Regions from separate parts of the Mus musculus genome. Here region 2 is linked to region 1. The links are chromatin loops, found by intact Hi-C in ENCODE. Cell type or tissue: heart. All regions are shown on one strand.

Region 1 (5,000 bases):
CAGTCAGAATGGCTAAGATCAAAAATTCAGGTGACAGCAGATGCTGGCGAGGATGTGGAGAAAGAGGAACACTCCTCCATTGTTGGTGGGATTGCAGGCTTGTACAACCACTCTGGAAATCAGTCTGGCGGTTCCTCAGAAAATTGGACATAGTACTACCGGAGGATTCAGCAATACCTCTCCTGGGCATATATCCAGAAGAAGCCCCAACTGGTAAGAAGGACACATGCTCCACTATGTTCATAGCAGCCTTATTTATAATAGCCAGAAACTGGAAAGAACCCAGATGCCCCTCAACAGAGGAATGGATACAGAAAATGTGGTACATCTACACAATGGAGTACTACTCAGCTATTAAAAAGAATGAATTTATGAAATTCCTAGCCAAATGGATGGACCTGGAGAGCATCATCCTGAGTGAGGTAACACAATCACAAAGGAACTCACACAATATGTACTCACTGATAAGTGGATACTAGCCCAAAACCTAGGATACCCACGATATAAGATACAATTTCCTAAACACATGAAACTCAAGAAAAATGAAGACTGAAGTGTGGACACTATGCCCCTCCTTAGAAGTGGGAACAAAACACCCATGGAAGGAGTTACAGAAACAAAGTATGGAGCTGAGATGAAAGGATGGACCATGTAGAGACTGCCATATCCAGGGATCCACCCCATAATCAGCTTCCAAATGCTGACACCATTGCATACACTAGCAAGATTTTACTGAAAGGACCCAGATGTAGCTGTCTCTTGTGAGACTATGCCGGGGCCTAGCAAACACAGAAGTGGATGCTCACAGTCAGCTAATGGATGGATCACAGGGCTCCCAATGGAGGAGCTAGAGAAAGTACCCAAGGAGCTAAAGGGATCTTCAACCCTATAGGTGGAACAACATTATGAACTAACCAGTACCCCTGAGCTCTTGACTCTAGCTGCATATGTATCAAAAGATGGCCTAGTCGGCCATCACTGGAAAGAGAGGCCCATTGGACACGCAGACTTTGTGTGCCCCGGTACAGGGGAACGCCAGGGCCAAAGGGGGGGAGTGGGTGGGTAGGGGAGTGGGGGTGGGTGGGTAAGGGGGTCTTTTGGTATAGCATTGGAAATGTAAATGAGCTAAATACCTAATAAAAAATGGAAAAAAAAAAAAAAAAGAATTGGGAACAAAACACCCATGGAAGGAGTTACAAAGACAAAGTTTGGAGCTGAGATGAAAGGATGGACCATGTAGAGACTGCCATATCCAGGGATCCACCCCATAATCAGCTTCCAAATGCTGACACCATTGCATACACTAGCAAGATTTTACTGAAAGGACCCAGATGTAGCTGTCTCTTGTGAGACTATGCCGGGGCCTAGCAAACACAGAAGTGGATGCTCACAGTCAGCTAATGGATGGATCACAGGGCTCCCAATGGAGGAGCTAGAGAAAGTACCCAAGGAGCTAAAGGGATCTTCAACCCTATAGGTGGAACAACATTATGAACTAACCAGTACCCCTGAGCTCTTGACTCTAGCTGCATATGTATCAAAAGATGGCCTAGTCGGCCATCACTGGAAAGAGAGGCCCATTGGACACGCAGACTTTGTGTGCCCCGGTACAGGGGAACGCCAGGGCCAAAGGGGGGGAGTGGGTGGGTAGGGGAGTGGGGGTGGGTGGGTAAGGGGGTCTTTTGGTATAGCATTGGAAATGTAAATGAGCTAAATACCTAATAAAAAATGGAAAAAAAAAATAAAAAAAAAAAAAAAAGAATTGGGAACAAAACACCCATGGAAGGAGTTACAAAGACAAAGTTTGGAGCTGAGATGAAAGGATGGACCATGTAGAGACTGCCATATCCAGGGATCCACCCCATAATCAGCATCCAAACGCTGACACCATTGCATATACTAGCAAGATTTTATCGAAAGGACCCAGATGTAGCTGTCTCTTGTGAGACTATGCTGGGGCCTAGCAAACACAGAAGTGGATGCTCATCGTCAGCTAATGGATGGATCACAGGGCTCCCAATGGAGGAGCTAGAGAAAGTACCCAAGGAGCTAAAGGGATCTGCAACCCTATAGATGGAACAACATTATGAACTAACCAGTACCCCGGAGCTCTTGACTCTAGCTGCATATCTATCAAAAGATGGCCTAGTCGGCCATCACTGGAAAGAGAGGCCCATTGGACATGCAAACTTTATATGCCCCAGTACAGGGGAACGCCAGGGCCAAAAAGGGGGAGTGGGTGGGTAGGGGAGTGGGGGTTGGTGGGTATGGGGGACTTTTGGTATAGCATTGGAAATGTAAATGAGGTAAATACCTAATAAAAATGGAAAAAAAAAAGAAAAAAAAAAAAAAAAGAAAATATTTTTAAAAAAAAAAAAAAAAAAAAAAGAAAATACGTCATGAATTCAAAGTTGCAAGGTATTTCAAGGATTCCCAATCTAACAAATATAGGTTGTATGGTTGAACTGTGTGTACTTTGCAAAACTGCCTGATACAAAATTGAAGTTGATTCCACCCATATATAAAAGGATAGGGAAGTTGGGTTTTTCCAGAGCATGGGATTAAGCACTTTTTCGAGAAGGGAATTGCTAAAGTTGCCACTAGAGGGCAGAGGCTCCCTCACTCATTGTATGTTTGGATGAAGATTTAAAAAGAAATTGAAAAGTAACATCATTCTTCGCCCCGCCCCCCCGCCCTTAAGCCCAGTTTTTAATGTATCATACAGGCACATACATATTGCAAAAATATTATAAGAAAACGATGAAAGTATTTTAAATGATAATTCCAGAATTGTATGCCAAAAGAGTAGCATCTCTGGCGTGTTCTCCTCCTAAGCCCCAGACACAGCCAGTGTTAAAATGTATAATATCACCCACCCTCCAGATCCAAGCGCAGGACACTTTCACATAAATATGACTTACAAAACACTCCGTGTTACGTGTTCACTCATTCAGTTATGCACACATGTGATATCAGTCTGCCAAGACCTGCCTTTCCCACACACTGTTGCCTGTTTCTGTGATGATTTGTTTACTAAATCAACTACAGCTGATGTTCGGGACTCCCTCAATACTTTCTATTCCGAACAGAATGACTGAACATTTTCATAGATTTCCTTTGCTATTTTTTCCTAGTTGCTGAACTGAAAGGCTTGTTAGCTAAAATTTATTATATGAGCCATAATTTATTAGTAGCTATAGTCAATATTATAAGCCATGCCCATGCTCCAAACAGAAGTTCTCACCGGTTTACACTCCTCCTAGGAGTGTGGGTGAGGTTGGACCTTTGAGACCTGAAAAACATGGAGCCTGTTAAACTATCACTGTACTGGTTCTGAAAGTTCCTAAACCTTCAGAAATTAACAACTACTGAACTTGCTATTCTGGATAATTGTGTTAACTTGCAAAAAAAAAAATTTTGTTTTACAAATTTTACCATATCATGCAAGTAGGATGACTAAAAATATTCCGTCAGGCAAAGGACCTGACTGCTGTAAGCCAGTAATAATCCACCCATGTGTGTATCTAAGCAAATGCTCACCGTGTTCCCTAACACCATCAGCTAAAAGTGTTTATTGTAAAAACCATAAAGCAAGATAGTAAGACACCATTTCAGGCTGCAGGCGAGACAATTCCTATGGCTTTTCTTTGATCACTAGTTTACCACACTTCAAGAAACATCTTGATGCTTCAAATCTGAATTTTCTTTACCTTGTTCAGCCTGTTTCTCTGTCTCTCAAAAGAGGCTGTCACCATTTGACCATGCTTTCCTTACTATTCTAAAAGACAACTCAAGCCTTTTGCTTTGATTTTTTTCAGGAGCAACAAGAAAAATGGCCATAATACAAATGACAAGTATATTTTCCCTAACAAAGCATTTTATTATCCAGTCATCTACCCACCCAAATTTGCAGGCTGCAAGCAACATGACAAAAGTTGGTTAGGCTGTAACAGCTTCGACATTTTTCTTTAGAAAAGCATTCTTTTTTTTTTTTTTTTTTTTGAGCGCCATATATATCCTACATGACCCAAAATTATCCATCAATGTGCCTATGTTGAACAATGTGAAGCAGGTTGAGACTTATCTCCAGACACATGCCACACTCCCAATATGGTTGGCATTCTGATTCTTGTGATCTCCTTTCATCTGTCCATCACCAATTGTAATCAGCTCTACACAGGAGTCATTACAGGAAGACATTCTCAGCTGCCCTGTTGGTTGAACTAACAAAATATGATGAGCGCTTGTGGAGAGGGATCTTAAGAGATTCAAAGGGAAACTGAGAGAAAGTAGAGCAGGGCCTGAGCCTTTGCAGGCTGCCTCGTGTGCTCATATGAAAAGACTGGCTATTTGGCTTAGCAACATAGGGTTGCAGACTAAGGACAGAGAGGGCATCATTACCTGTTTATTATGGCACTCTATGTCTTTTTCCGTGCATGTTGGTGTCATTCTTCTGTTTATTGTCACAAATACTTCAGGCTTTACGAGAAAGTGTTTTAAATCCACATCCTAGCTTTTATGGGTAGAGGGTTGTGTTGTTCATCTCTGCCTGAAGCAGCCCCTTCCTACTTTGCTCTCTACCCCAAGGCAATGACAATCCATGCCACTTTTGGTACTTTGAGTTTTACATTGTCTTTTGTGAGTTTCAGCGCTTAGTTAATGAATGCATTTAATGTGAATGATGTAAAGAGACAATATTGTTATTCACAATCATCTTCTGGATAAAGGCATAGGGCACTGTTCCAAAGGGACTTGGGACAATAATGATGGGTGGAAATAGGTTATGTAGATGGGATGAATTTCTGAGCATGACTGTTGTATGACATAATAATTTAATTTAAATATGTACTTACACAAAACAGAAGGAAAAGAGTTTGGGGTAGATGATTATGCATTTAGGCCTGCCTTGTACTACAATACTTTCGTGATGAAAATGTAATTTGGGATTATAAAGATTTTGTTATAATTTCCTATTAGTTGTATAAAATGACCTTTGGACT
Region 2 (5,000 bases), 780 kb after region 1:
TAATATTTTTTTTCAACTTCGAAGCTAATTTCTTTTCTTTCTCTTTCTCTCATTCTTTTCTTTCACTGTCTCTTGTTTCCTGCCCTAAGTGTGCAGTAATTAAAAAGCTATGTTGATAGTTCAAGTGTGCTCAACCTGATGGAGCGAATGCCCTCAGATGGCTGTGGACCTTCACCGCCGGCTATGAGGTGGTTCCCTGCGGCTGCCCCAGCGGATTCTCATTCCCTGTCAAGTCCACCTGTCCCCAGTCCCAGGCGTGAGATCACAGCAGGTGACTTTCTGTTGCCACCTCTGGAGTTGCTAACACCTCTGACCACAGATCTAAGCAGTCCAGGAAAAGGGGGGGGGGGCTGACAAACTGGTGAAGTTGAAGCTGCTTTCTCTGTCCCCACACGCGCCTTTCCTTCTGCTCGAATTCGTTTCCTGGGGGACAGACTTAGGACAGACTTAGGACAGACTTAGGACAAGTTTTTCTTGCCTTTCCTTCTATGGAAACTGGCATTCTGGAAGTGGTGACAACTTGGAAAAATTCATGAGCTTAATAACTGTTTGGGTTTGTTTGGGATGTGTGTGTGTGTGCACATGTGTGTTGTTTCCCCGCCCCACCCCCGTCCTTCCTTTCTTCCTTTCTTTGAGCAGAAATGGGGAGATAGAGGTAGGAGTGGAAAGGAAGACAAACTATTGAAAAGGAAGAGGCAGGTCAGTATTCCTCTTTCCAACTGTGTCTTTAATTAATGCTAGAAACAGCAAGGAACCGGAAATGTTTTTTTTTCCTTTCCTGGCACTATAATTGAGCCAACCCCACAGTACCTTTAGAAGAAAGTTTGAATTCTTTATGGAGGTATTTCTTGGCCTATTGTCTTTGTGCAGTGAACTCTACATGCTATTGAATCGAAACCTACATTTGCCTGGCTACCAGAAAGATTAATTTAATCATTGTAATGTAATTATTAATACTGTTTACCCAACGCTGAGTTTCAGGTTGGCTGTTAAGAAATTAAACTCTCGCTGGGTGACCAGAGGTAGGCAGGAGTCTCTTCATGTTGAAATGAAACAGTTCTCTTTATTTAGTCTCAGAGTCCAGCTTTCGGCCAGGGGTTCAATTAGCCAAAATGGAAACAATTTTCATTCATTGCAATAACTCTCTCGTTCTGGGGATCGCTTTCAAAATATACACTTTATTATTATACGCTGACCTCGGTGGCGTGGTGTGGCAATAAAAGAAAGAGGCAGGGAGATCTATCTAGCCCCCTTGGGCTATAATTATTAGAAATTAATTGGGTTCAGGACCCTGGGTAGCCTAGCTAAATTAATAGCTTGTCTGGTGGTTTAAATCCGAATTTTCAGTCCACAGGAGAGAAAGGGAGAGCGTCACAGACATGAAATGCAGACCCAAGGGACGCCTGAGTTTACTTGCAAGACACTCATCTATTAAACAGTATCCAGAATACATTGGAGCTGGGGAGAGGGGGCCGGAGTAGGAGGGGGTGGAGGCGACCAGAAAGAAGAAAGCAGTAAAGACCAGGAGGGAGGCTGAGAGTGTACAGAAAGGTCTCGAGTTGATTTTATTCGATTTTTCTTGTCTGCATTGTTTTCGGGAGGGGTTGCATTTAGGGGTTAAAATCAAAAATAAAGATCCCGTGCATTCGGAGCTGTCGTACTGGAGTAAAAGTGAAAAGGGAGCCTTAGGCAAAAGGAAATTACTGCGAGCCCGCGTGACCTTTCAGGGAGGTAATCAATCAAGTGATCAACAGGGATATTTATCATCGCTATATAGGACGACTTCGGCCGGCAAGGGCGGGGTGGGGGTGGAGGGGAGAAGGAGAGGGTGGAGACACGCGTACATTCACACACTCGCGAAAGTTTGAACAAATCCGATGGGTCTCGAGACAGAACACACGGAAGCTTTTGGAAATGTTCAGACTCCCAATTCTGTTTGACATCCTCCGAACGAGAAACGAGAAACGCACACTTTCGTGGGTTTCGGCAAGGGCTGAGACTCGTATCCCCTGCCTCAGCCCGTTATACGAAAAGGTGTTAACTCTCAATCGCCAGTCCGGCTTGGCCTTGAATACGAAGCTACTGGCGGGGAAATCCGCGCTTCGCACCGCTGCAAGGCGAGAGCCGGGGCGCCTGCTAGGCTTTCGCGTACCGTGCATCTGGCCAGCGGCGAGGGGGATGCAAGGTCGTCCCTCCCAGCTGCATGCAGACCCCGCGACTTATAGTCTCCTCTTCCTACGAAATCCTTGCTCTGCAGCGCAGCCGTAATCGCGTAAAGCTGCAGGCCGGTCAAAAGCAAGCACATAAGGTTCGATCAGCGGCTGGCCTCCGCTGGCCAGCCACCTCCTCCACATTGTAAATGTCACCCTTTTGTAAATAGCGCTTTTGAGCCCAGTTTTCTTGGCAAACTGACCCTGTTCCTTCTCCCTGCAACATCCACCTGCTCCCAGAAGCCAAAAAAAAAAAAAAAAAAAAAAAAAAAAAAGGTGCGGGCTTGTAGGGAAGCGCGATGCTGGTTTTAAATCGTCACTGCATCAATCCGAACCTCCCAGGCTCCCCAGCCAGCTCGGAATGATAACGGGTTCTTTCTCAGAGTTAGTCCGCTGACAACTGGCCCTCGAGGCTGGAAGCTCCTGTACGAAGGGCCACGGATGGAGGTAATACACGCCGCCTCCACGGTGTGATCCGCGACTCACGCGGTACCCGACCGCGCCAGGGTGGCGCGGAGGCTGCTCGGGTTGGCAGCCCACGCGGAGCTCGCGCTCCCCCGCGCGTCTCTCTGGAGGCCCTCTCTGGGCTCCCGGCGCCGGGCGCGGTCTCCTCCCGCACAGCCTAGTCTGCGGCGCCCCCGCCTGGCTCTCTCCGCCGCCGCAGCTCGGAAGCTCCAGCCATGGAGGGCTCCAGCTGTGCACAGTAGCTGCCTAGGCTGGGGGTGGGACACAGCTGGGGCGCCCCAGGGAAGCGAGTTAGGGTGGGAAGGAACCCAGCGAGGAGGATTAAGACGAGAACAACTCCCGGCGCTGCTACCGGCTTAAGATCTGGAGGAGCTGCTACTCGGGCACAAATCTTTAAGTCCTGGGGGATATGGAGCCCCAGAAAGAAGCCAGACTGCTGGCGTGCAATGCCAGAGGCCCTCTTTAGATCTTTGCATTGAACAAAGAATCGTCTCGAAGAATGTTGCCAAAGTTTAATGTGCGCACGAATCACCTGGGGATCTTGTTAACATGCAGATTCGGATCCAGGAAGTCTGAGGTGAGGCTCAAGCACTCTGCGTTTCTGAGCTCACTTGCAGGTTGCGCGGATGCTCCTAGAAGCCCACCATTACTTGGACCATTACCACTATTAGAAGCTCAAAACCTCAGGGCCGGGTTAGACCGACCAACTCGAAAAGACATTTTCCCAGACGATTCACCGAAATAGTGCACTTTTGGGAAACACCACTCTTGAAAGTATCTGGCCAAGATTTCTGTCTTGTTAAATCACCTCAGCAGCTGAATCCCTGTTTCCTGCCTTAGTCGCGAAAAGGGTAGTGTCTGATTCTACTCACTTAAAACCTACACCTTCTCTGTCCTTTGTTGAAACCCGTCTCCCAGTTTTGTTGCCTTTGGATCTTAGAAGCCAAACGCCTCTAAGACCTAAAGGTTTCCCGGATCCCCCAAAAGGATGGGCAGCCCTTCCCCCATTCTCCCTCCGTTGCTTTCCAAGTCTCTGCCTTTTATTCCTCCCTGCTCTTACAGTTTTTGTTTACTCATTCCCTTCTTCGCTGTGGACATCCTGAAGGCGGCATCTTAGATTGAATTTTGAAATTTTCATCTGAAGCATGAGCATATTTCTCTCCTGCATAGCCATGTCTGCTGTTGCTAAGAGATAGCCATATTCAGATTTTATGGGCACTGTACATGAGATAAATCCTCATCCAGCAAGATCAATTCTTAAGATTTTTTAAAAAAAGAAACAAAGTCAAACATTTGACTGGCCCAGAACTTACAGAAATCCCCCTGCCTCTGCCTCCTAAATACAGAGATAAAGGTGATGACCACCACACTCGGCAGATTTTAATATCTTAAAGAGTTGATCCAACGAAGTTTCAAATATAGTATCCCATTTTAACCAACTGTGTGAATTCAGGCAAACAACTGAGTTTCTTCTTTGTATGGTTGAATAATTATGTACATCTTGCACGAATATTGTGGGGGTTAAAAATAATATACAGAACACTACGTATGGATTTTACTTTGTAAAAGAGACTTGCTCTAAACTCTGTTTTGAAAGTTAGAATAATGACAAGGATCCCTCTCTGTCTCTCTTTCTGTCTCCCCTCCTCAACGTGCCCCCTCCCCGTGTGTGTGTGTGTGTGTGTGTGTGTGTGTGTGTGTGTGAGTGAGTGTGTGAGTGAGTGTGTGTGTGAGTGTGTGTATGAGTGTGTGTGTGAGTGTGTGTGAGTGTGTGTGTGTGTGAGTGTGTGTGAGTGTGTGTGTGTGTGTGTGTGTGGTCTTGGGCTCTGTCTTCTCATTCACAGCTGTAATGGGATATTTTTTCTTTGGTCAGCGGGCTGTCTCTTCACACAGCAGAACCCAAGGGTTTGATGTATATGAAATTGCTGTAACTGGATCTTCACTTTAACATTGCAGCTTGAATGGGCACCAGTGTGTGCGTGGGTTTGGGTTACATACTCTCAAAAAATGCTGTGTGCACGAGAACTGACAAATCAGTCCCTAATACCAAGCTACTGTCAATATTCGATACAAAGAAGCTCCAGACCATCTTCCAGACAGGCTGACACAGCAGAACCCAGGAGAACCCAAACCACATGGCGAGAAGAGGAAAGGAACTGAAAGATGCTTCTCTTCTGCTCTGGCCTCACAAAAAAAAAAAGAGTCTTTCCTCACAACCCAACCAGAGAGGGTATTTGAATCAGTCTAATGTTTCTAGGTTACCCCATTCTCTGCCTGTGAGTTGAAAGCCACAAAGTAATTTCAACAGAAAGTGATTTTTAGCAA

What was found. Hi-C counts contacts between places; a loop is a spot of excess contacts. Peaks named below come from ENCODE experiments on the same cell type or tissue, not always from the same donor. Only the 100,000 strongest peaks of a DNase experiment are listed, where the experiment ranks them.
Region 2: it touches region 1 in a loop (7-fold over the local background); 2 of 42 quality-filtered maps call a loop at or near these places.

The regions. Positions count from the first base shown.
Region 1 is chr3:29,736,896-29,741,895 of GRCm38, forward strand. No RefSeq gene overlaps it. Among named protein-coding and RNA genes, the nearest start is that of Gm42197, 43 kb to the left of the region's middle. In heart, a CTCF peak has its summit at 2,588 (motif pointing right); no DNase peak of the experiment used is centred here.
Region 2 is chr3:30,512,388-30,517,387 of GRCm38, forward strand. No RefSeq gene overlaps it. Among named protein-coding and RNA genes, the nearest start is that of Mecom, 5.1 kb to the left of the region's middle. In heart, a CTCF peak has its summit at 2,845 (motif pointing left); DNase peaks (open chromatin) are centred at 1,764, 2,234 and 2,824; H3K4me3 peaks cover 2,842 bases; H3K27ac peaks cover 2,601 bases; H3K27me3 peaks cover 1,464 bases.